Linked DNA regions of Homo sapiens: region 1 is linked to region 2. Evidence: read pairs that join two places in POLR2A ChIA-PET (ENCODE). Cell type or tissue: IMR-90. All regions are shown on one strand. Links, peaks and the distances in the headings refer to the core of each region. The heading gives the core; the rest is flanking DNA. Region 1 holds the start of TSHZ3-AS1 (TSHZ3 antisense RNA 1). Region 2 has its middle 66 kb from the start of LINC02841.

The links. ChIA-PET counts read pairs that join two places held together with the same protein. Peaks named below come from ENCODE experiments on the same cell type or tissue, not always from the same donor. Only the 100,000 strongest peaks of a DNase experiment are listed, where the experiment ranks them.
Region 1: POLR2A ChIA-PET joins it to region 2 with 5 read pairs; 2 of 35 experiments call an interaction of 5 or more read pairs at or near these places.

What each region holds. Positions count from the first base shown.
Region 1 is chr19:31,321,290-31,332,707 of GRCh38, forward strand. The region is part of intron 1 of TSHZ3 (teashirt zinc finger homeobox 3); the gene reads right to left. TSHZ3-AS1 (TSHZ3 antisense RNA 1) reads left to right here and starts at 542. Exons shown (of 3, transcript XR_002958388.2): 1 at 542-11,418. In IMR-90, for the core only: no CTCF peak of the experiment used is centred there; a DNase peak (open chromatin) is centred at 5,492; H3K27ac peaks cover 1,781 bases.
Region 2 is chr19:31,448,190-31,459,607 of GRCh38, forward strand. No RefSeq gene overlaps it. Among named protein-coding and RNA genes, the nearest start is that of LINC02841, 66 kb to the right of the region's middle. RefSeq lists an enhancer at 266-766. In IMR-90, for the core only: no CTCF peak of the experiment used is centred there; no DNase peak of the experiment used is centred there; H3K27me3 peaks cover 192 bases.

The sequences.
Region 1 (11,418 bases), core at 3,338-7,337, 130 kb before region 2:
ACATGGGAGACAGGCAGGGCTGGACGCTGCTCACTGGCCCGCCAATCGGAGCTCTACCTTCCAACTTCACAGTGCCCCTAGGACATGCCCGGTGGCGTCATCACATGGCTCACCACTGAAGCACTCCAGAGACCGTTCCCCGTTGTTTTTAACTGCCCACCTAGCAAGTGCATTTCTGGTTACTCTTATGAAATCTAAACATGGAGCCTACAGCTCTGCCTGAAACCTCATGGAAACACACCAAGGTGTCTGCATACGGCAGACTCACGCCAGGTTAACGCAAGGGGCCTGGCCACAATCAGGCAGCAAGGTCAAAAGCACCTGACACTAATGATGTATCCTCGTTTCCCCACAACAGCAGGCCCGACGTGGACAGCAGTACTTTCCATCCAGACTGTGTGTGAGACAGAGGGAGTGAGCCAGAGTTGAGGCCAGGAGAGAAAGAAGGTAGTGCTTAATTGTCGTTGATTACATATTTATTAAATATATATTTTTATATATATTATGTATGAGTAAACGCATTTCCTTGAAGATGTTTTTTCTTTTTCTTTTTTTTTATACTTTAAGTTCTGGGGTACATGTGCAGAACGTGCATGTTTGTTACATAGGTATACACGTACCATGGTGGTTTTCTGTACCCATCAACCCATCACCTACATTAGGTATTGCTCCTAATGCTATCCTTCTCCATTCCCCCTACCCCCAAAAAGGCCCCGGTGTGTGATGTTCCCCTCCCTGTGTCCATATGTTCTCATTGTTCAACTCCCACTTATGAGTGAGAACACGCAGTGTTTGGTTTTCTGTTCTTGTGTTAGTTTGCTAAGAATAATGGTTTTATGTTTGTTTGTTTTTTTTTGTTTTTCTCAGACGGAGTCTTGCTCTGTCACCCAGGCTGGAGTGCAGTGGCACAATCTTGGCCTATTGCAATCTCTATCTCCTGGGTTCAAACGATTTTCGTGCCTCGGCCTCCCAAGTATCTGGGATTACAGGTTCCCGGCCAACACACCTGGCAAATTTTTGTATTTTAAGTAGAGACAGGGTTTCACCATGTTGGCTGGGTTGGTCTCAAACTCCTGCCTTTGCCTCCCAAAGTGCTGGGATTACAGGCGTGAGCCCCCGTGCCTAGCCTTATGTATGTATTTTTTTTTAGAGACTAGGTCTCACTCTGACATCCAGGCTGCAATGCAGTGGTGCAATCATAGCTTACTATAGGCATGAACTCCTGGGCTCAAGGGATTCTCCCATCTCAGCCTCCCAAGTAGCTGAAACTACAGATGCATGCTACCATGCCCAGCTAACTTTTAATGTTTTGTAGAGACCAGGTCTCACTATGTTGCCCAGGCTGGTCTCGAACTGCTAGCCTCAAGCGATCCTCCTGCCTCGGCCTCCCAAAGTGCTAGGATTACAGGCATGGGCCACCATCCCCAGCCAGTACTTACTTTTTGAATGGATGAATGAGTGAAGGAATAAATTAGTGATGGACATAATAAAGGAATGAGTGAATGAATGAATGAATGAGTGACAGAACGAATGAATGACTGAATAAATGAAACTAATTATTTAGTTACCTTCTTCCCAGCCACAAAGCTCTCTGATACAAGATAACATCAACATCAAGGATTAGCAATATATGTCTATTGATGAAAATTTGGAAAATAAAGGCATATAGAAGAAAGCAGAAAAATAAAAACCCTTACATTTTGGAGTGCTTATTCCTTTTATTTTCCCTTTATAATGTGTGCATGTGTGTGAATGTGTTGGGTTGGTATTGTATTTGGCAACCTGCTTTTTTCACGCAACATTGGGTCAAGAGCATTTCTCTCACATGAAAATGTTTTAAACCAGCCTTCTGCTATCAAATGCTGAGATAACCTCAAAGGAGTGGAAGTCCATACAGCCAGACACCAAAGGCCAGGCCTCCCTCTTCCAGCCAGGAGCTGCCCAACTCACCCAGGAGCATGCTGCCACCGTAGATCCCTGAGTTCCACAGAGTAGCCTATGATCATGAACTTCACTGCATGGCATTCAGCACTCTTTACTATTCAATGGTTTGGGGGCCTTTAAAAATCAGAAAGCAAATGCTATGATCCAATGGTGAGCTCCCGTAAATAGGTTTAATTGTAAAACATCACATTTATTCCAGATGTGAAGACACATGAGTTTTGCCATTTAAGTAGAAAGACAAAGCATAATTCTATCAATGCATATTTTTCCTTTTCTTTTCTTTATCTTTGTTGTGGGTTTTGTTGTTCACCTCTACACAGCTTCATTGTCAAAGAACTCTACCAAGTGGGAGCACTGGATTTACCTCTGCTCTCAGTGATGCGGCTGGTTTACGAATACCCAGATGATTTCACATTTGTAGACCCAGGATAAACTTTAAGAAATGTCCACATCTAGACCAGGAAGAAGTTGGCTTCAGGTGCAGATACATCAGGGTAGACCCACCACAGTCTCCCACACAGTCACCCCATCCACAATCACCTTCCCACACTGCCACACACCTCAGAAAGATGTTTTCTCCCAGGTGGTAAAGACAGCAGCTGCTGCTCTTGTACTTGAACCTGGCCTCCAACACACACACACACACACACACACACACACACACACACACACACACACACACACAGTGCATTGCAGGATAGGCAGCCTAGGGCATCCCTTTGCATGTGGGGCTACCCTCATTCAAGGCATCACCGAGGGCTCAGGGATCAGAAGCCACGAGGGGCATCTTCACAACCAAAAGCAGGAGGAAAAAACGTCTCCGCAGCACCCAATTTGATGCTGGCTCTCCGCCCCTACATCAACTTGCACAGCCAAGCCCTCAAGGCTGTGCACACTGGGCCAGCCTACCATCAGTAGAGCAGGAAACCAAGCTACTAGAGAGGCAACCAAGGTTGTTTTGAAAGCGTTATTATTATCATTATGATTTTAATGTAGTAGACTTGTGAGTTTTCCATCATTATAAATCCAGTCTGAATTTTCATTTTTAACGTTTACAATTTGACTATTCAGAATGAAATCTTAAGCAGCAAAGTTTGGAACAAGATGAATACTGCCAGTTGACTTACACCTCCCGCATATAAACAATTGTGTCAAGTTAGGAAAACTAATATAATTTATGTAAATATCCTGATTTCTTTGATATCAACATAACACGATGAAGGCTTCAAATTCAGACACAAGTTTCCAACACTGCAGCATTGAGACAGCTTTCCTTCAAGCACCTTCCAAACCCAAAAGAATGGGCAAGGGGCGTGAAGCCTGAATGGGAAGTGACTTACCACTGGGTTTTAGGTTTGGAGGCCTATGGCCTCTGGTATATGGAACTTCCCTGAAATCTGCCCCACCAGCATTCTGCACCAACTCTCTGACACAACAGTCCCTCTGTCTCCACTACCATTGCTTCTAAAACAAGGGACAACCCCACTTAGAAAGGCAAAGTATCCTTGCATTATGTAGGCCAAGTCCAGAGGGGAAAACCCTTTAAAATTAGAGAATCTCTGGGTATAGTGATTCCATGGAAGCACAGTGATTTTTTTTTTATTTTTTCAATTCCGTAAGTGGAAAGTGAAGAAACCATTTTCATATGAGCATATTTTTCTCCAAGGAACAGTTAGAAAAATGCTGATGTGGTGTCTCAATACGTTTTACTACAATGCCATCAATTACATAAAAACAAAATTAAGTCACTGTTTCAAAATCCTTAAATATTATTCAGCTAAAACCCAAAAGGACATTTTCAGTATTCCTCGGTCATTATCTAAGAAGCTCCGCGCTGTAGCCAGCCACCTCCGCTGTGCTCCGTAGGAACTAAACATAGGTAGTATACGGGCACAGTGCCTCTGTGTCTTGGCCGTTGGGCTCTCTGAGCGACCTCAGGTAATGAGGATGCCTATGGAGAGGGCTTCCGCAGTCCGGCCACAGAGCCAGGCTTTACACCCTCAGTGCTTTCACTGGTCGGGACCGGCCAGGGAATGACATGTGAACTTAGGCTGGTCTCAGTTTTCCCGTCCATCCAATGAGGCTGTCCCTGCAGATGAATTTAAAAGGCTGTGATCCTATGAATTTACCTATTTGCTGTCACCCAGAGACTGAAATAAAAAAGGCAAAGATGTCTGAGATGAATACAGGGATTCATATGCTTTCATATCCGTATCCATTTTTGTTGATGCATGGAGGCTTCTGGGTGCCTGCTGAGCGAGAGAAGGGGTTGCTGACTGTGATGCTGTCCTACCTAAGCGCTGACGGCCAGAGACATCACGCGCGCACTCCCACGCAGCTGTGGGAAGCGAAATGTGTGTGATCTTTTTGGAGAACAGTTTGGATATTTATCATTTTGTTAACCTGAACATACCTTTTCAGCTAGCAATTCCGCCTGTAGGACTGCATCCCACAAGGATGTAAGTGGAAGGACATTACTATACAAAGGCGTGTGCAGAAGGATGTTCACTATGGTACTGTTTGTCAAAGAAAAGACTAGAAGCAACCAGAATGTCCATGCAGAGGGTAACTCATTCACTAGAGTCAAACGTGGCCCTTAAAAAGTATAAGGCAGCTCTGTGCAACAAAATATGGTAGGATATAGCAGCTGAAACCTAACATGATATAAGATGATGACTGAGATACATAGATTTGCCACCATTTTATTATGTACAATGTAATATACACAGCAAAGTTTAAAGAATTTTGCCTGTACACCCATCACCTAGTTTAAAACTTTAACATTCCGCTTTATTTGCTTTATCACATATATACCCATCATTCCATGTATCTTAACTTTTGGATGCATGTCAAAGTAAACTGCAGATATCCAAAGTATATTCTTAGACAAAAACAGGTACAACATGGAGTGTAAAGTGTGGATTTCTCATTTAAAATATTTAAAATATACTTTTAATTTAATGGCAAAACTGCAATTACTTTTGCACCAACATAAATATCTAGAAGACTATACTACAAACTGGTATCGGTGCTTGCCCCTAGGGAGAAGAACTGAGGAGCTGGGGTTAGAAGAAGACTCTCTTTTAACTGCATACCCTTTGATTCTCTTGAATATTGCATTATGGACATCATTTTGTTTAATTTAAAGAATGACAATGCATCCACTTTCATGAGAGAAAGCTACTGTCAAATCTTTCAGGGCTCTAGGTAGCTTCTGTAGAGCAGCCCTGCATGCTTAGAAGCCTGGCGCGTGTGTGTGCATGTGCACACGTGCCTGCGTGTGTCTGTGTGTGCATGAGCACGCGTACACACCCACACCCAGATGCTCGGAGCCTGCACAGTGAGGGTGGTGCTGACCTCCCCTCATCTATCGCTGTAAGTCACTTTCTCATGGGGCTGAAACCTCGGAGTGTGAAGCAACCATCTTCAGGAGGCTCATTATTTAATTTCCAAGTAAGCAGCTGCAAAAGACAGCATGTTTGTTGCTGTTAGGGAGAACGGAGCACATGGAAGACAGGAGGGAAAGGCAGTTCCTCTGCTCAGGGTAGCTCTGCACTGCGAGTGCCCATGTCTCAGTCTCCCTTACTGTAAACATTTGTGCAACTTCAAATAAATATCCTCCCCAAGTCTCACGCAGCCTTCGGCTCTGATGGAAACCCTATGTGTGCCCCAGTGTGCCAGTGTGCACAGGCCAGAGAAGCATGCAAATACAGGGGAGAAGTCCAGCTCCATGTGAGGAACGCCAGAGAAGGCATCCTGGAGAGAAGTGAGCAGTCCAGAATGTAGACTCTCCTTCCTTACAGCACTCAGCCAGGCTACTGAAAGGCAGCAGCTTTCTGTTTCATTAAAAAAAAAACCAGCAGAGGAGTAAAAAGCCCTTAGAAAAAACATAGAATTAAACATGATCATGAGAACAGTACTGTAAGCCAAACCTTCAAAGGAAAAAAGAATATTCCACGGCATTACTGGATGTGTTCGACCAATTCCCTTCTTCCCTGAGACCTGTAGCTCGAGGTTCTAGACTTTGAGCCTCTGGGCTACCGCTGCACATTTTTGAACAGCGATCAATTTCCTTGTGTGTTTTAAACCCTGGGAATCATATTCTACATGTGAGAGATAGTAAAATAGATTTTAAAAATTGAGGTAACTGAATATGTGGAGTTATGTCAACATGTCAGAATAAATACCTGAAATCCTTACTTTTCTACATATGAAAGGGATCTGATATCTAATGAGAGGGAAGGAAAATGCACTTTGTTAGCATTCTGCTTTATTCTTGAAAACATGCATATAAGGCTAGTTTTAAAAATCCCTCTGATAAGAATAAGACTGTGAGAACACTGATTTCCACTAGGTGATACACATATGTACCATACATATACATACATATGTAAGAATACATATATGTACACACAATACACGTATACACGCATATAAATATACAGTGTATATGTAACTGAGCCAGGCAGTATACTTAAAGGCAATAATATGATAGTATGAAGGCAATTTGTATCTTACCACATATTGAAATAAAACACCCTGCACAGCCCCTAAACCTCAAAATCCAATACACAAAATGAAACGAATTGCACTGGGAAAAAAAATAAAGAAATGAGAAAATGAACTACGATATTCTCTTATTTGTTTAGTGTTCTCTTTCTCTAGAGTTTACATGGACATTGTCTCTAGTTGCATCTGCAAACCAATACATCGGCTGTCAGATCACTAAGGCATTTGACAACATCATTCTAGAGCCTTTAGTTACTGAGATATCAATAATTAAATGCATTCAGTTCACACTTTGTTCTTGCAGATACCAGCTATTTATCTCTGTCCTCTGAAGAAGCTAATGGTATAATGGGCAAAACATCAAGAATAATTAAGAAAAACGTTGCTACAAACTCTGTCAGAAGAAATATAACTTTTGCCCAGGCCCCCAGCTAGAATTCATTTATACAAGATCCACCCAAAACCAAGGCACCTTTGCTGAAAAGCGAAGTGCTAGGCTCATGGAGCAGGGAACTCACTCACTCTGTCCACCTGAGGGGAAGACCAGTGGGCACTTCTCTGAGTGTGAGCCTTGAAAAGCCTTGGGTGTGTGCATATAGCATCAGCTATAAAACAGCGGGGACTGCGGGCCACGTTGGCACCTCTCCCACACCAGGGATGGGCTCTGGAAGGCCAGCCCAGGCTGACAAATGGCAGCAGGACTGACTTGCTTCAGTGGACTGGCCCCTGCTGATGGAGCCCAACCTTCCTGCAGGCCATTCACCTCCCAGCTGAGCCATCCATGTTTCAAAGCTTGTTTGCAGCATTAGCTGGTACCAAAACAGAAGTTCTGAGAACATCTTATTCAAGGAATGGCGGGTTAAATCTTAACAGGTCTATTTTTCTTTAGTAGAGAGTGTCTCTCTCCTTTCATATCCAATAACAAATAAGAAGAGAGAAACTGTGAGGTGTTTTCTTCTTTAGGTAAGGGTCAGGCCTAGATGGTATATAAACTCCAAACAGATTATATTTTAAGTTGGTGACAATTAATTACAATACCGTATACATACTGCAGATAACACAATTTAAGATTAAAGAATTATCTGGAGCCATAGTAATGGGAGATGACTTTGAAGAGGCAGCCTTCCAGATAAGCCATGTCACATATCTGCATATCCTTTCAAACATCTTTGTCACCTAAGCGGGAGTGGCTCCCAATCACTGTTCACCAATCTCACTTGCGGAAGAGTTGGTAGTCAACTTCCTGTACAGGGGCCGTGTGAGCTCCTGGATGTCTACCTTAAACTTCAAAGAGCCACATTTACAGAAAATGAAATGCTCACATTTCATCATTAAATTACACTAGGCTCCCAATCTTCATGCGGCACATGTATTGCACTGAAAACGGATATTTGTTATTAATGACAAAGATATGGAAAATGTGAAGTTGAAATAAGCTACCCAAACTTAAGAGAAAGAAATGTTACAGGAACTGCTTTGTCAACCCTAATTGTGTAATTACTTCTTGGCTTGGTCACCCAAGCTCCGAGCAAGAAATAAGAGACAATGGTAATTTCTTACTACTGAAATGAAGGTGTCACGCTGCCTTGTGCATTCTGTGTAAGCAGGGCTAAAGTTTACATTTATATCACGTTACCTCCATTACAATCATCCAGGCCACTGCAAGAACTTAGTGGTATAAGGTCAGCCCTGGCAATGGGCACGCTCAAGTTTACTTGCACAAACATTTAATTTAGGCAGAGTGGAGGCATCTCTGCTTTTGGTCATCATCTTACCCCTCACCTCACACCGGTGAAATTGGTGAACTGCTACTGGCAACTTGCAGACTCACAGCAATAAAATAGTGTTTTTAAATGGTGCTAATACAGTGGCTACCAATAAAAATGAACCACTAGATGGCTTTAGATTTTTCACTTCTGAATATCGGAAGATGCATTATTTATGGTGTCAAAGCTAAACCTGGGTACAGCACTTGGGAGTGGGGGTGTTTGTGGAGAGAGAGGCAGGAACACCGCCCTGTGTAACTCCATCCCTTTCTCTCTTCACTCCACAGTTCCCCTTATAGCTCGATAATTAATTACAAGGCCGCATAATTCTATCTTCAGTCCCATCAGCGTTGGGTCAACTAAGAGCAAGGATCACATGCCAAAATTGTTGTGTGTTTTTTTTCCACACCAAGTATGAACCACTCCTCATTCTAATGGAAAAAAGAGCGCAGACACACAACTAGGAAGAGAAAAAAATGAAATTCCATTATAACTGGTTTCCTCAAGCTCCAGCCTAGGATATGAGTAATCATAAAAACTGTAATATCAGCTTTTTTGTTTTCCTTAACACTGGGTTCCTACTTTATTTCCTTTCAAAGAGGGTCAAGATCCTTTTTTTTTTTTTAATTCATAAAAGCTGCTGTGTGATAACCAAAAGGTTGGTTTCTCTCTGTAATAGCTCTGCCTTCCGTGATACTTTTAAATTTGGGGGCAAAAATAAAACTCGCTAAACTCTCAACAGCTGCCCTGAGTGAACTTGAAGCCCCTCACCTGCCTGGCCCTCAGGCCTTCTGGAAACATCTAACGCCTAGCAGGGGTGGAGCAGTGAGCTGACCGGCAGGCATGGACCAGGAGCTGCTAGCACAGGCCTCGGGAGGTGGCCTCCGGGCTGCTTGGCCGTACCTTGAGGACTGGCCTGACGGCTCCCAATGCCCGAGCTCCCATGTGAAGTGCAGGGAGGAGCAGGTCAGTGGCCACAGCAGCCTGGCCTGGCCTGGGTCACACCCTCGGTCAGCATCGCCCCAATGTCACTCTCTAGTTCTGTTTTCTCCTCCCTACCCACTCCCACCTTAACCAGCCACAGGGAATGGCGGGGTGCAAAATGGAGGCTGTTGACCTGCTGTGTGATCCACACCTCCCTCTGGGCTCAAAACATCAATGTGCTTTTAACAAGGAGCCAAGTGCTGTTTAATCCTTGGGCGGGGGGAGGAAAGTCCAGAACACCTATGGGTCATGAAGCAGCCCACGCTGAGAAGGCGACCCCAGACCCCAGACGGAGGTGTCAGGAGCTTGTTTTCCCAGCACTTCCTGTTGGCAGGGTCACAGCTCTACCGAGAGAAGGTGGGCCGTACCCCAGGGCACAGGAATCAGCATTGACATGCCCAAAAACTGACATGCATGCTTGTCCCCCACAGGCACGGGCATGTCCCCAGTCACCATGGTGGCAGAAGGACAATGGGAAACGCAGGGCCTGCCAGGCAAATTCTAGCAAAGACGGGCTTCCTAAAATCTCCCTTCTACATGAGAGCTGCCCAACCCAACGGCAGAGTTATGACTCACCGAAAGGGATACCCCCTCCTTCCCTCTAAGGACTGAAGGAGGGAAACGGCGCATGTAACCCTGGCCTAAGAGAGACCCCCGGGCTGAACCAAAGCATCAGAGATTCAGAGGGCACGCGGGGAATGTGGACAGAGCGACACCAGGCCTTCCTGAGCTCACCTGTACCAGAGCCTCAGGAAACATGTCTGTAAAACCGCTCTCATAGTAAGCACTTTATTATCTACTTTTGGCGCAGTGATGAGTTAAAGGGGCATTAATTTTCTTTCATAGCCTGGAATAGCTTATTTATCATTTTTTTTGTCTTTGTCACTGATATTTCAGATCTGCTGCGAATTGCTGTTTTTTTGTTTTGTTCTGTTTTGTTACTGTTGTTTAATTAATCTGCACTCATACAACCACCAAAACAATCACGGTCCTACTGGTACCAGCAGATGTGGCCGAAATGTGCCCTGAAACTTCCCAACTGCAGCTCGACCCTGCTTGCAGTGCTGTGTCATAACGAAGGGAAGTCAACTCAAGATGCATTTTCTGGAAATGCCATGGACGCACAGAGAGAAGAAACTACAAATAGTGTTGCAAGGAAGGAGGCCAGCGGCTGCATTCACTGTGTCACTGCGGCCAAGGTTTCTGGGTACCTTATGTTCACCACCTGCCACCTACTGTGGTGTCAGAGCTGTCTGGTCCAGCCGGGACAGTCAATTGATTTTCACAGAACGTCCATTTTATGTTTCCACACCAGAGCACGCTGCACCTTCGTAAGGAGGGGTGGCTGCTTCTAAGGGCAGAGCGGCTGGGCCCCAGCCAAGCCTGCCTCCCTGACTGCAGAAGATGTCACCTCCCCCGGGCACTTTCTTCTGGGCAGGGGCAAGGAGGAGGAAGGGAGAGGAGGTACGTGAAGAAGATGTCCCCCATAAAACCAAGGGTGTTCCCTTCTCAACCTCTCCCTTTTCCCCCTCTAACTGAGTCTCCAAAAAATGCATGTTTCCATTCACAAAAAGTATGCAGAATCACTGATGGGAGCAAAAGAAGACCCTTTTTCCTATTACAGGCAAAACCTAGGCTGATTCTCTTGCTTCCTTCAGCTGTCAATGAGGTGGTGTGTTCCCGGCCTCCTGACAATATAATCATCATAAACTTTATTATTACATCTGGAATTTCATGATATGTTTAGTAATTGATTACAGAGACACAACCCAGAATGCGGCTCCCACTCGCTCTGCCACGATTCCAGTAACCTAACTGCTTAATACCCCTGGAATGTATAAACAGTGTTAACTGCTGCATTCCCCACACTGCCATGGCAGAAGGGAACCACGGAGCTGGTGGGGCTCTGAAAGCTCAAGGCCATTTTCACTTACTGAATATAATGTCATGGGATAGAAACTGAGATCACATTTTTTGGAGCCACGATGACCGACGACCCCTCATCAGATGTGATTGGGGCACAAATCCACTAAAATTATCAGCTGTATTGGGGAACGGAGATGTGCCATGAAGTTTGCACAGGGCCATCACCCATCCCTACTTAGTCTCAGTTTGGTGGGGACTCCAGTTTAGGGGACTGTGATTACTGGGGTTCTTCAAAAAAGCTGCACAACTCGCTATTTCTAATTTTATGAACACCGTGATATGAATGCAA
Region 2 (11,418 bases), core at 4,660-8,659:
CTCCATATTGGACAAGGCAAGTGGAGACCAGTCCTCCCATGTGGTCTTGGAGGTGGGTCTTGGCATTCTTGGGAACTGCTGCCCCAGCCAGCTGGGCTCCCTGGCCATGTTAGCTCTTCTCTGCATCCTGAACACGTGGGAGCTGCAGGCACTGGGACAACCAGGCAAGGGCTGGAGCTCTGCCAGCTTCCAGGGCAGGCAGCTGGTCCCACTTGTCTCAGACACCTGGCTGCCTGACATTTACCCAGCAGCCTCGGCTCCACCATGCAAAGCTGGCGAGGACAGACCAGGGTTCCTGCAGGCTGTGAAGGGCTCTGCAGAGGGACTGCATTCCTGGGGGATGAGCCTGACCTTGGGATGAACCCAGTGGGATGACATAAGCCATGATTTCACAACATGGCAGTGATCACGAGCTCTCTGTGAGCTGGGGTGGACCGCGGTTTCTGCTGAGAGCATGGCGGCTACAGGGGAAACTGAGGCAGCCCACAGCTCTGTCCTGCACCAAGATCTCTCCTTCAAGACAGGTCCCAGAGCCTCAGCATCATCAATCCCTGGGACACACATATCAGTGGCGAGAACTTGTATTTCCTCTGAAAACGGAAGGGCTGCTTTTCCACATCTTGAGAAGTAGCTATTTTTCTCTTTCTTCCTTAAATCAGTGATGAAGCTTCTGTTCAAGTTTCATTCTCGAGAACTGTGCAGAAGCTTCCCTCGCTTTGCGCTCTGGGCTGGGAAGACTACATGGTTCCATCAGTATTCTGTGTTCTCATTTTGGTGAAATTGAAATTTCATGGATTAAATCACCTCTCCTATGTACCCAGTACATGCCATGGAGACAACCCAATAAAAGGCATGGTCCCTGTCCTCCAGGATCCCACAGTTTCATGGAGGAAGTCAAAGGAGACTTCTTTTTATTAAAAACAGTGGCTCACAACCTTGCCTGCACAGTAGAATCCCTGGAAAGTTTTAAAAAGCATCAATGCCTAGGATGCACCACAGAGGTTCTGATTTAATTGGTCTAGGATGCAGCTTTGGCATTGGGATTTTATTTTGTTTTATTTATTTTATTTTATTGTTTGAGATGGAGTTCTGCTCTGTCACCCAGCCTGGAGTGCAATGGTGTGATCTCAGCTCACTGCAACCTTCGCCTCCTAGGTTCAAGCAATTCTCCTGCCTCAACTTCCTGAGTAGCTGGGATTACAGGTGCCCAACACTATGCCCACCTAATTTTGGTATTTTTAGTAGAGATTGGGTTTTACCATGTTGGCCAGGCTGGTGGTGAACTCCTGACCTCAGGTGATCCACCCACCTCCCAAAGTGCTGGGATTACAGGCGTGAACCACTGCCCCTGGCCGGCATGGGGATGTTAAAAGCTTCTCAGGTAATTCTCCTGTGCAGTCTGGGTGCGAGTGACAGTTTTACATCTCAAGTCCATGACCTTAGGGACAATCAACTGGGTCCCAGGAACTCTAATTGAATCCCAGGACTTCTGTGTTCAATGTAGCCTCCAAAGTTATCCTTTAGGTTGGCTGTGGTGGCTCACACCTGTAATCCCAGCACTGTGAGAGGCCAAGGTGGGTGGATCGCTTGAGGTCAGGTGTTCGAGACTAGCCTGGCCAACATGGCAAAACCCTGTCTGTACTAAAAATATAAAAATTAGCCAGGTGTGGTGGGGGGTGCCTGTAATCCCAGCTACTCGGGATGCTGAGGCAGGAGAATCGCATGAACCCGGGAGGCAGAAGTTGCAGTGAGCCAAGATCATGCCACTGCACTCCAACTTGGGCAACAGAACAAGACTCCCTCTTACAAAAACAAAACAAAACAAAAAACCACATGACAACAAAGTGATCCTTCGAAGTGTAAATTAGGCCGTAACCTTCTTCTCTTCAAAATTCTCTGTTGGCTCCCCATGTCCCTTTAAGTAACAGTCAAAGCCCTTGTGTCTCCTGCAAAGTCCATATGACGGGCTTCCCATGATGTCTGGGACCCATCTTCCATGCCCCTCTGCCTGCTTGCTCCCTGGGATCCAGCCGCCCGTGCCTCCTGGCCTTCCCTTGAATACCCCAGGCTCAGCCTTGACTTGGAGCTTTTGCACTGGGTCTTTCTCCTGCTTCCTCCTGTCTGGGGAATGGTCTTCCCCCAGAAATACACGTGGCCAACTCTCTCCTCTCCTTCACACCATTGCTCACATATTATCTTCTCAGTGAGGCTTTCTCTGGTCCTCTCCCAGCCCTGGTGCCCCTTTACCCAGCTCTCCATTTTCCAGCGTACTTGTCTCCTTCCAACGTACTATATGATGTACTTTCTAGCAATGTCTGTTTGTTAGCACCTGTCTCTCCTGCTAGAGATGTGTCTACTTTGTTTGCTGATGTATTCCTGGTGCCTAGGATGTGCCCGACATGAAATGTGTTCTGAAAATATTTAATAAATACATGAAAATCTGGAGAGTCCTAATTAAGACAGATTTCTCAGTAAATGAAGATGATGATTTTAGATGTTTAATGTCCCACATCCAGATTCTAACGAGAATAACAACAGGACTATAGTAAGAGTGATAACCAACACCTTCCTTGGAAAATAGGGAAGAGGTGTGCTACAGAAAGGTCAGAAACTGCAAGGAATTCCTACTAAAAATAGCAGGAGCCTAGGCGTGGTGGCTCATGCCTGTAATTCCAGCTACTGGGGAGAATGAGGCAAGAGCATCTCTTCAGCTCAGGAGTTCGCGGCTGCAGTGAGCTATGCTTGTACCACTGCATTCCAGCCTGGGAGACAGGATGAGACTCCCATCTCAAAAAAAATACAGTAAGTAAATGACAGGTCAAAAAATGAAGAAAAGACCCAAAAGAAATGCGCACCTGCTTGTCTGAGAAAGCAGGAGGTGTCAGGAGACTAGAAGAGACTATGGCAGATCCATTTACACTTCTGCATTGTAAGTATTGAGAATGGAGCTGTGGGCAGGTCATGCGATTGACGTGAACTCCTTGTTCTTTAGCTGTTATGGGTCAACACTGTGGGACGTAGCTGCTCAGAGAGGTTCAAGTGTGAGTACAGTAGTGCCTCCTTATATTCGGGGGATACATTCCAAGGCCCCCACTGCATACCTGAAACTGTGGATAGTACTGAACCCTGTACATACATACCTACGATAAGGCTTAATTTATAATTTAGTCACATAGTTAGGGATTAAAAACAATAACTAATAATAAACCAAAAAAAACAAAATAAGTAAAACAAGGGCTGCCGGGCTCAGTGGCTCATGCCTGTAATCCCAGCACTTTGAGAGGTTGAGGTGAGTGGATCACCTGAGGTCATGAGTTCGAGACCAGCCTGGCCAACATGGTGAAAACCCATTTCTACTAAAAATACAAAAAAATTAGCCAGGCTTGGTGGTGGGCACCTGTAATCCCAGCTACTCAGAAGGCTGAAACAGGAGAATCGCTTGAACTTGGGAGGTGGAGGTTGCAGTGAGCCCAGATCGCACCACTGCACTCTAGGCTGGGTGACGGAGTGAAACCCCATCTCAAAAAATTAAAAAATAAAAAATAAAAATAAATTTTAAAAAATAAGGACTACTTGAATACAAGCTCTGGAATACCAAGACAGTGGATATACTAACCTATAAGTGACTAATGGGTGCACAGTGTCTACAGCCTGGATATACCGGACAAAGGAATGATTCACGTCCCAGACAGGACTGAGCATGATGACATGAGATTTTATCAGCTACTCAGAACTCCACACTATTTAAAAGTTATGAATTGTTTATTTCCGGAATTGTTCATTTAATATTTTCAGACCAAGGTTGACCCTGGGTAACTGATACTGTGGAAAGCAAAATCTTAGATAAGGGGGAACAACTGTAATAACAGCTGCAAATACGAAACCCCAGGCATGGAGGGCTCCCAGCACGGACATGATTCTTCCCAAGGTAGTGGACCGGACCTCGGGGCTGGGAAGCAGTGGTATTCCACATTGGACGTGGAGGCAGATCTAAAGGGAAAACTCCATATGGAAAGCTAATCCTCAGTGTTTGGCTTAAGCAAACACAGAAAAGGAACTGTAGCAAATTGAAATTTTCCTGCTATGATCATCTCCCAGGATGCTTTCTGCTCCTCTCCAGTCGCTGTAGAACTAAACTGGTTTGTAAACTTCTGTCAACCCATCTTTCAGTTTCAGATCTGAATGTATCCAGGTGGACAGGGAGGGATGAGGGGGAGAATCAGCTCACACTGTTTGGGGCATTTACCTAGTTTGGTAGACTTCTTCTTGTTTTAGCTTGAATAATGTGACCAAAAAAAGGTACCTATGAAAAGACTCTGCATTATTTAAGCAAAAGAATATGGCAGTTATAACATACTTAAAATATACTGCATTATTTACCATGTGCTTTCAGTTAAATTCAGAAAAAAATAAACTCTGTAAAATGAAGGAAAAGATGTGAAAATGAGCAAACAGACTGAAATGAAATGGAGGTTCCTGAATTACTAAAATCCTGTAAATAAATAGATAGAACCACAGTGCAGGTGAAAATGACATTATAGGCATTAAATGGCAAAAGTGATACCAGAAAAAAAAAAAAAACAAATGAAGGATACAGAAGGAAAACACGATAAGCTCCAACAGGGCAGAATTTTCTTTTTTAGCTATGAAGATAGACGTTCTGAGAGTCAGGATGAGAGAGACATGGAGGAGATAAGCGAAATATTGAAATATTCATTTAAATACGAAATATTCAAATATCCAAATATCCAGATTTAAAATATAGGAAGAAATAGTGAACAAAAAAATATATACCATTGATATTCCCCCAAAAAAGAGACAAGAAAAATAAAACTGAATACATTATCAAGGATATAATAGTATAAATGTATTTTGGATTTAACAAAGACATTAATCTGAAGATTCATATGGCTTTACATTTACAATACCATTGATGAGGTTCATGAAAAGTGATTAGTTTTTGCACATAAATTTTGTAAAATATTTTTATTTCAAAGGAAAAGAAAAACTCCATAAAGGACAGAAAAGCCAACTAAAACAGAAGAAAGATCAGGCTGTTTTCTTACTTGTGCTCTGCAGTGTTAGGAGTGAAAGTATGATGAAACTGGCAAATTTGATGTCCAGAGAAAAAACTTTTGCTACAGAAAACTTTAAAATGTGGCACACAGTCCAAGGCACAAAAGCAGGACAGGAGACAAAACCTAGGTGTGCACTAGCTGGGTGGTCTGATCAGAAGCAGCTATACATAGAACCCTAGAAGTGAACGAGGGAAGAAACACACTCCACAGAGGAAATAAAATATCCTTGTGGCTTGTCTTAGGCTCTAGTTGGAATAAAAAGAAGAAAGGTTTTACTAAGAATTTCTAATATAAATCATTGCATGAGTTTGGGACTGAAATTTATACTACCTGTGTGGACTGAAAATCTCCATGAAATTTTATTTTAAAGTGATTTCAAATTGGCAATCCTCACATGTCTAGGAGAACTAAACTAAATCTTCTTTGGAAGACCACTTTAACTTCAGATTTCAAAAAACTCCAATAGATAAAAATTCCTGATAATATGTATCCATAATCAGAAATTACAAATCACATGAGGCAACATGCCTGCCATAGCAAAACTCAGCAAAAAAAAAAAAACTACAGAATTATCACAAAACCTATAGCTACCACAATGATAAAATTCAGAATATTTTAAAGTATGTTTATTATAATTAAATAAAGAGTTTCCAAAGTGTGATTATGGAACTAGAAACTATGAAAAATGACCAGGAAACTTTTGAAAAAGAATGATAAAATCCCTAGGACTTAAAAAAAACTCAAGGCCCAGGATAAACAGACATAGAAAATAGAGTAGGAAAGTCTAACATGTCTTTTCAGAGTTCTAGAATAAACACATTGAGAGAATTGGGGAAAAGGTAATATTTGAAGATAAAGTGGCTGCAAATTTCTGAAATTGATTAAAAAATACTAATTGTCAGATTCAGAAAGCACAACTTCTCCCAAACTGAATAAATCTACAGCTGCAAAACCCTCAGGGCAAAAAGTGGACAGAAAATGAAGAGGAATGATGCATATTAATGATAATTTCTCTGGAAATGGAAATATGAACAGCAATGCTAGAAGCTAGAAAATAAAACAATACCTTCAAAATTTTGAAAAAATATTACTCTAAACCTGGAGTTGCCAGGTGTAAAATTATATCTTGCAAGAATGAAGTTGAAATACATATATATCAACAAGAAAAAATTGTAGAGTTTAAAAAGAATAGGCTCTTAAAAAGGAAACTTCTAAAGTCCATTGTTTGTAATTCAGAAAAAAAAAATCTGAGGTGTAGGAAAGAATGGTGAGCAAAGAAAATTATACACATGTGGGTAGAACTAATTAAATAATACAATGTAAAACAAATATTATGATTTATAAAGTGTACAGTACAAACTGAGTAAAAATAAAATATTGGGCAAAAACAGCATATATCAGTGTCAGGTGTTAAATATTCTAAGCTGATTCTATTAATCTGAAAGAGGGAAAATCTATTAATGAACTAGAAAACTGAAAAACAGAAGATTAGACCAATCACCTACATTTAAAATACCGAAAAAGATAGAAAAACAGTGAAAAACAACAAAAACCCCCAAAATTAAATGATAGAAATATTATCAATTATAATAATCTGCACAATAAATGTAAATGAATTATACTTTCTAGGTGAAGAACAAAGGTTTTTAGACTCCAATTTAAGAAAAATATTCTGTTTACAAGAGGAACACCTAAAATATTCAGTCACAAAAGTTTGAAAGTAAAAAAATGAAGACAGGTATACAGAATAAAAACCAACGAGCCAAAAGGAAGCTAGTGTAGCAATATCAACGCTATACAAACTTAGTAATTCAAAATGAACTACTGAATATAAAGTATATCACACCGTATTGTGCCCCAAACTTCTATGAATTTAATGCATAGCTTTACAATATGCAAATGAAACAATGAATATTACTGAAGCAGAACAAATAAATCCATCATCTTGCAGAAGATTTTAGCACATCTTTTTCAGTAAATTATAGAACAGGTAGAAGACAAATGATTGAATATATAGAAAATTTAATCCATAAACTAACAAACTTAATTAATAGGTAATATAAAATAACATTCTTAAATTCAGAAAAATTCTTTCCAAGGATACGTGGAATATTTATTAAAATGAAACACATGCAGTAAGACAAAAATTTCAAAGAACTGATTTCATACTGAACACAACATGGTTAATTTGGAAATTAAAATGAGTTTTAGAATCTCAGACATGGAAATTTAAAAATGTATCTCCAGGTAGCTTATTATATCTATTAATTAGAAATTAGTAATTAATAATGTTAAAAATACTTTGGTTTATACACACACACATATGTATTTATAATAACTCTTGGAAAGCCAAGAAAGTTGCATCTAAAAAATTTATACCATTTACATTGGAAAAGAGGCAAATGTTAAAATAGAATAGAAATTAATAAAATAAAAAGTATTATGCTAGAGAAACTGAGCAAAGCTAATATTTGGTTGTTTTAAAAGAATAATAAAATAGACCAACTCTGGCAAGATATATTATGAAAACATCATAGAAAGAAAGCACAAATACAATTATTTTGAGAATGAAAAAAGCAAAAAGGTTAAACTGTGATTTAAAGAAAGTAGTTTATTTTTTCAACTTTATGACAATATATGCAACATTTAATTGAAATGGACAAATTCTTAAAAAAAAAAATCAACTAATCTGACCAAAGGAGAAATCTTTAATTTCTAGAGTCCTATAGCCATTGAATACCATGCATCAGTAGTTAAAAAAATAAATTAATTAAAAAAAAACTTTCCACTATGAAACACTAGGCACAGATGATTTTATAGATACATTATACCAATGAAGAAATAATCCTAAACCTTCACAAACACTTTAAAGCAAAACAAAACAAAACAAAAAAACAAGAGGGTACAATTCCCAAATTATGTTATATGGCTACCACAACACAGATATATCATAGCTAGACTAGGACAATGTATGAAAAAAGTTACAGGCTAATCTTACTCATTAGTATGGAGCAGAAACCTATATCCCTTCAGCTAATGACTTGTGAAAAGATAACATGCAATGACCAAGTTTGTTTTATTTCAGGAAGGCAAAGTAAATACAAAAATTGTGAAACTTATAAAAGTTGTTCATCATATTACATTGAGAAGATCATGTTAAACTCTTTTATTCTGATTACTGTTTTCTAATTCTAATTTTAATTTTCTTAATGTTTGTTTCTTATATTTTGCAGGTACGTTTTTATGTGCATTCACATTTAGAATGGAGGAGTACATTCACTTGGATTTATCCCTTTTTCATTATGAAATATATCTCTTTGTTTTTAGCAATGTTTGTTCTAAAGTCTACTCTATCTGATATTGCTATGACTGCACTAGCTTTTCTTGGTTAGGGTTTGCATGGTATGTCTTTTCTCATCCTTTCATTTTTAACAACTCTGTGTTCTTACGCCCCAACTTGTGAGTCTTAAACAGGATATAGCTTGGTTTTGTCTTTATACTCAGGCTGCCAATCTTTGCTTCTTGGAGCATTTACTCATTTATATGTAATGTAATTACTGTTATATTGTGTTTATTGTCCTCCATTTTTTTTTCTGTTTCTACTTGACCCACTTGTTTCATATTCTTTGGCCTCTCCTGTCTTGACTTCTTTTAAATCAATCAGACTTTTCATTATTCTCATTCTTTCCTTTATTAATTTATTGTTATTTGTTATTTTATTATTCTTTTAGTTTTTACCCTAAAGATTACATCATTTATTGATGTGTTAATGTCTAAAATAAGTTATTGCCTTTCCACTTCTCTGATTATGCTCAAAATCTGAGACATTCTAAGTCCACTTAAATGGGTATATTCCATTATACCCATCTAATGAGTTCTAATCTTAATGTATTTTAAGTTTTTCTAATTTCCATTCATTTCTTCTTTTGATTATATATATATATTTGCTTCTTCTTTTGCAGTCTTGCTGTCATATATTTTAATTTTCCATGTTTCAAACCTCATATTATTAATACCATTATCTTTTTTTTTTTTTTTTTTTTTTGAGATGGAGTCTCGCCCTGTCTCCTAGGCTGGAGTGCAGTGGTGTGATCTCAGCTCACTGCAAGCTCCGCCTCCTGGGTTCATGCGATTCTCCCACCTCAGCCTCCCGAGTAGCTGGGACTACAGGCGCCCGCCACCATGCCTAGCTAATTTTTTGTATTTTTAGTAGAGACGGGGTTTCACCATTTACAGGATGGTCTCGGTCTCCTGACCTCATGATCCGCCTGCCTCCATTATCTTTTTATACAGTTGATTTCAGTCCATGTACATATATAGTCACTGCTTTGCTTTCTTTTCCTTCTTTCAATTCTGTGATTCCCTGCAGAATTTTTTTTGTATTAGACTCAACTATATGAACTTGCTATTATTCATCAGTTTTCATCAACACAAGCATCACTATCATATAGTTCAACCTAATATTACCTTAACGCATTTGTCTGAATAACCTGTGTAACTTTTATAAGATGGAGTCTTGCTTTGTTGCTCAGATGGAGTGCAGTGATTATTCACAGGTGCTATGGTAGTGCTACAGCTGCAAACTGCTGGATTAAAAAGATTCTCCTTCCTCAGCTTTCTGAGTAACTGGGACTGCAAGGCATCCACTACTGCACCTGGCTGTGAGACTCGTGTCTGTTTTTTATTTTGTCTCTTGGTCATGTGGCCCTGAATTTTGGTGTGTGTACTACTTTCTTTAAATACATTGTTAAGTACACAAAGCACACAAATGTTAATGCGTACCTTGATGCCTTTTTAGATATGTGTATCCCTGTGTAATTTCCATCTAGATCAAGGGATACAGCATTTTTAGCAGTTCAATAGGTTCCCTCATGCCCTCTGCCAATTATTATCTCTCCAAGAATAGTTGGGGGAGTTATACTTGTTTTCAATTTCATGTGAATGAAATCGTGGAGTTGATGTTTCTTCCCTTAACTTTATGTCCATGAGTTCATCAATGCTGTGTCTATCAGGATTTTGTTTCTTTTCGTTGTTGAGTAGCATTCCATTGCAAAAATTGAATTTTTTATACAGTTGAAATTTATTTATACAATTAAAAATTTTTAAACAGTTGAAATTTTTTTCAAATATATTTATCCGTTCTACTATTTATGGACACATTTTTCATCATGGTGGTTTTATAAAGAATGTAGCTATAAACATTCTGGTGCATGTCTTTTGGTGGACATGAACACCCACTTTGGGAGAAGATTTATATACTGGTAATTACAGTTATTAGATGATAATATGTATGTATATTTTGATTTAGTAGGTATTCCTAAATAGTTTTACAGAATGATTGTGCCAATTTATATTCTTATTAGCAATTTAAGAGAATTTCAGCTGTTCTCCATCCTCCCAAACACCTGGTAATGTGAGTCTTTTAAATTTAGTCTTTCTTGTAAGTATATAGCAGTGTCTCATGAGCTTTATTTGTATTTCTCTGATGCTTGAACACTTTTTCATATGTTTATTGGCGATTTCAAAATCCTCTGTTGTGCTGGACAACAAGGTGAAACCTCGTTTCTACTAAAAATACAAAAAATTAGCCGAGTGTGGTGGCACATGTCTGCAGTCCCAGCTGCCCGAAGGGCTGAGGTGGGAGGATCACATGAGCCTGGGAGTTCTAGGCTGCAGTGAGCTGTGATCTTGCCACTGCACTCTAGCCTGGACCACATAGTGAGTGAGACCTTATCTAAAAAAAAATCCAATCCTATATTGTGAAGTGCCTGTTCATATTTCTTTCTTATTTTTGTTAGGGTCATCAAAATTTTTCTAATTTATTTGTAGAAACATTTTTTTTAATACTCTGAATTTGAGTTTACAGTTGAAGGTTTGTACTGGAAATATCTCTTTCATGTTTATGGCTTATCTGTTTATTCTCTTAAAGGTGTCTTTTAATGAAAAGGGATTCTTAATTTTGATTAAATCATTATAGAAATCTTTTATAGTTGGTATATTTTTAATCTTGATAAACAAATGTTTGCCTTATTCAAAGATAATTAAAGATCTTTTCCTACTATGTGTCTCCTAGAAAACTAATTTATTTTTATTATCATATTTAGTTCATTGGTTCATCTTGAATTAATTTTTTTGTATAGTATGAAATGGGGGTTGTATTAGCCAGGAATCTCCAGATAAACCCTACCAATAGGATAGACAGATACATACATACACACATAGTAAAGTTTATTGTAAGGAATTGGCTCATGCCATTATAGAGACTGAGAAGTTCCAAAATTTGTAGTCAGCAAGTAGAGATCCAAGAGCACTGATGGTGTAGTTCCAATAAGGAGCCAGC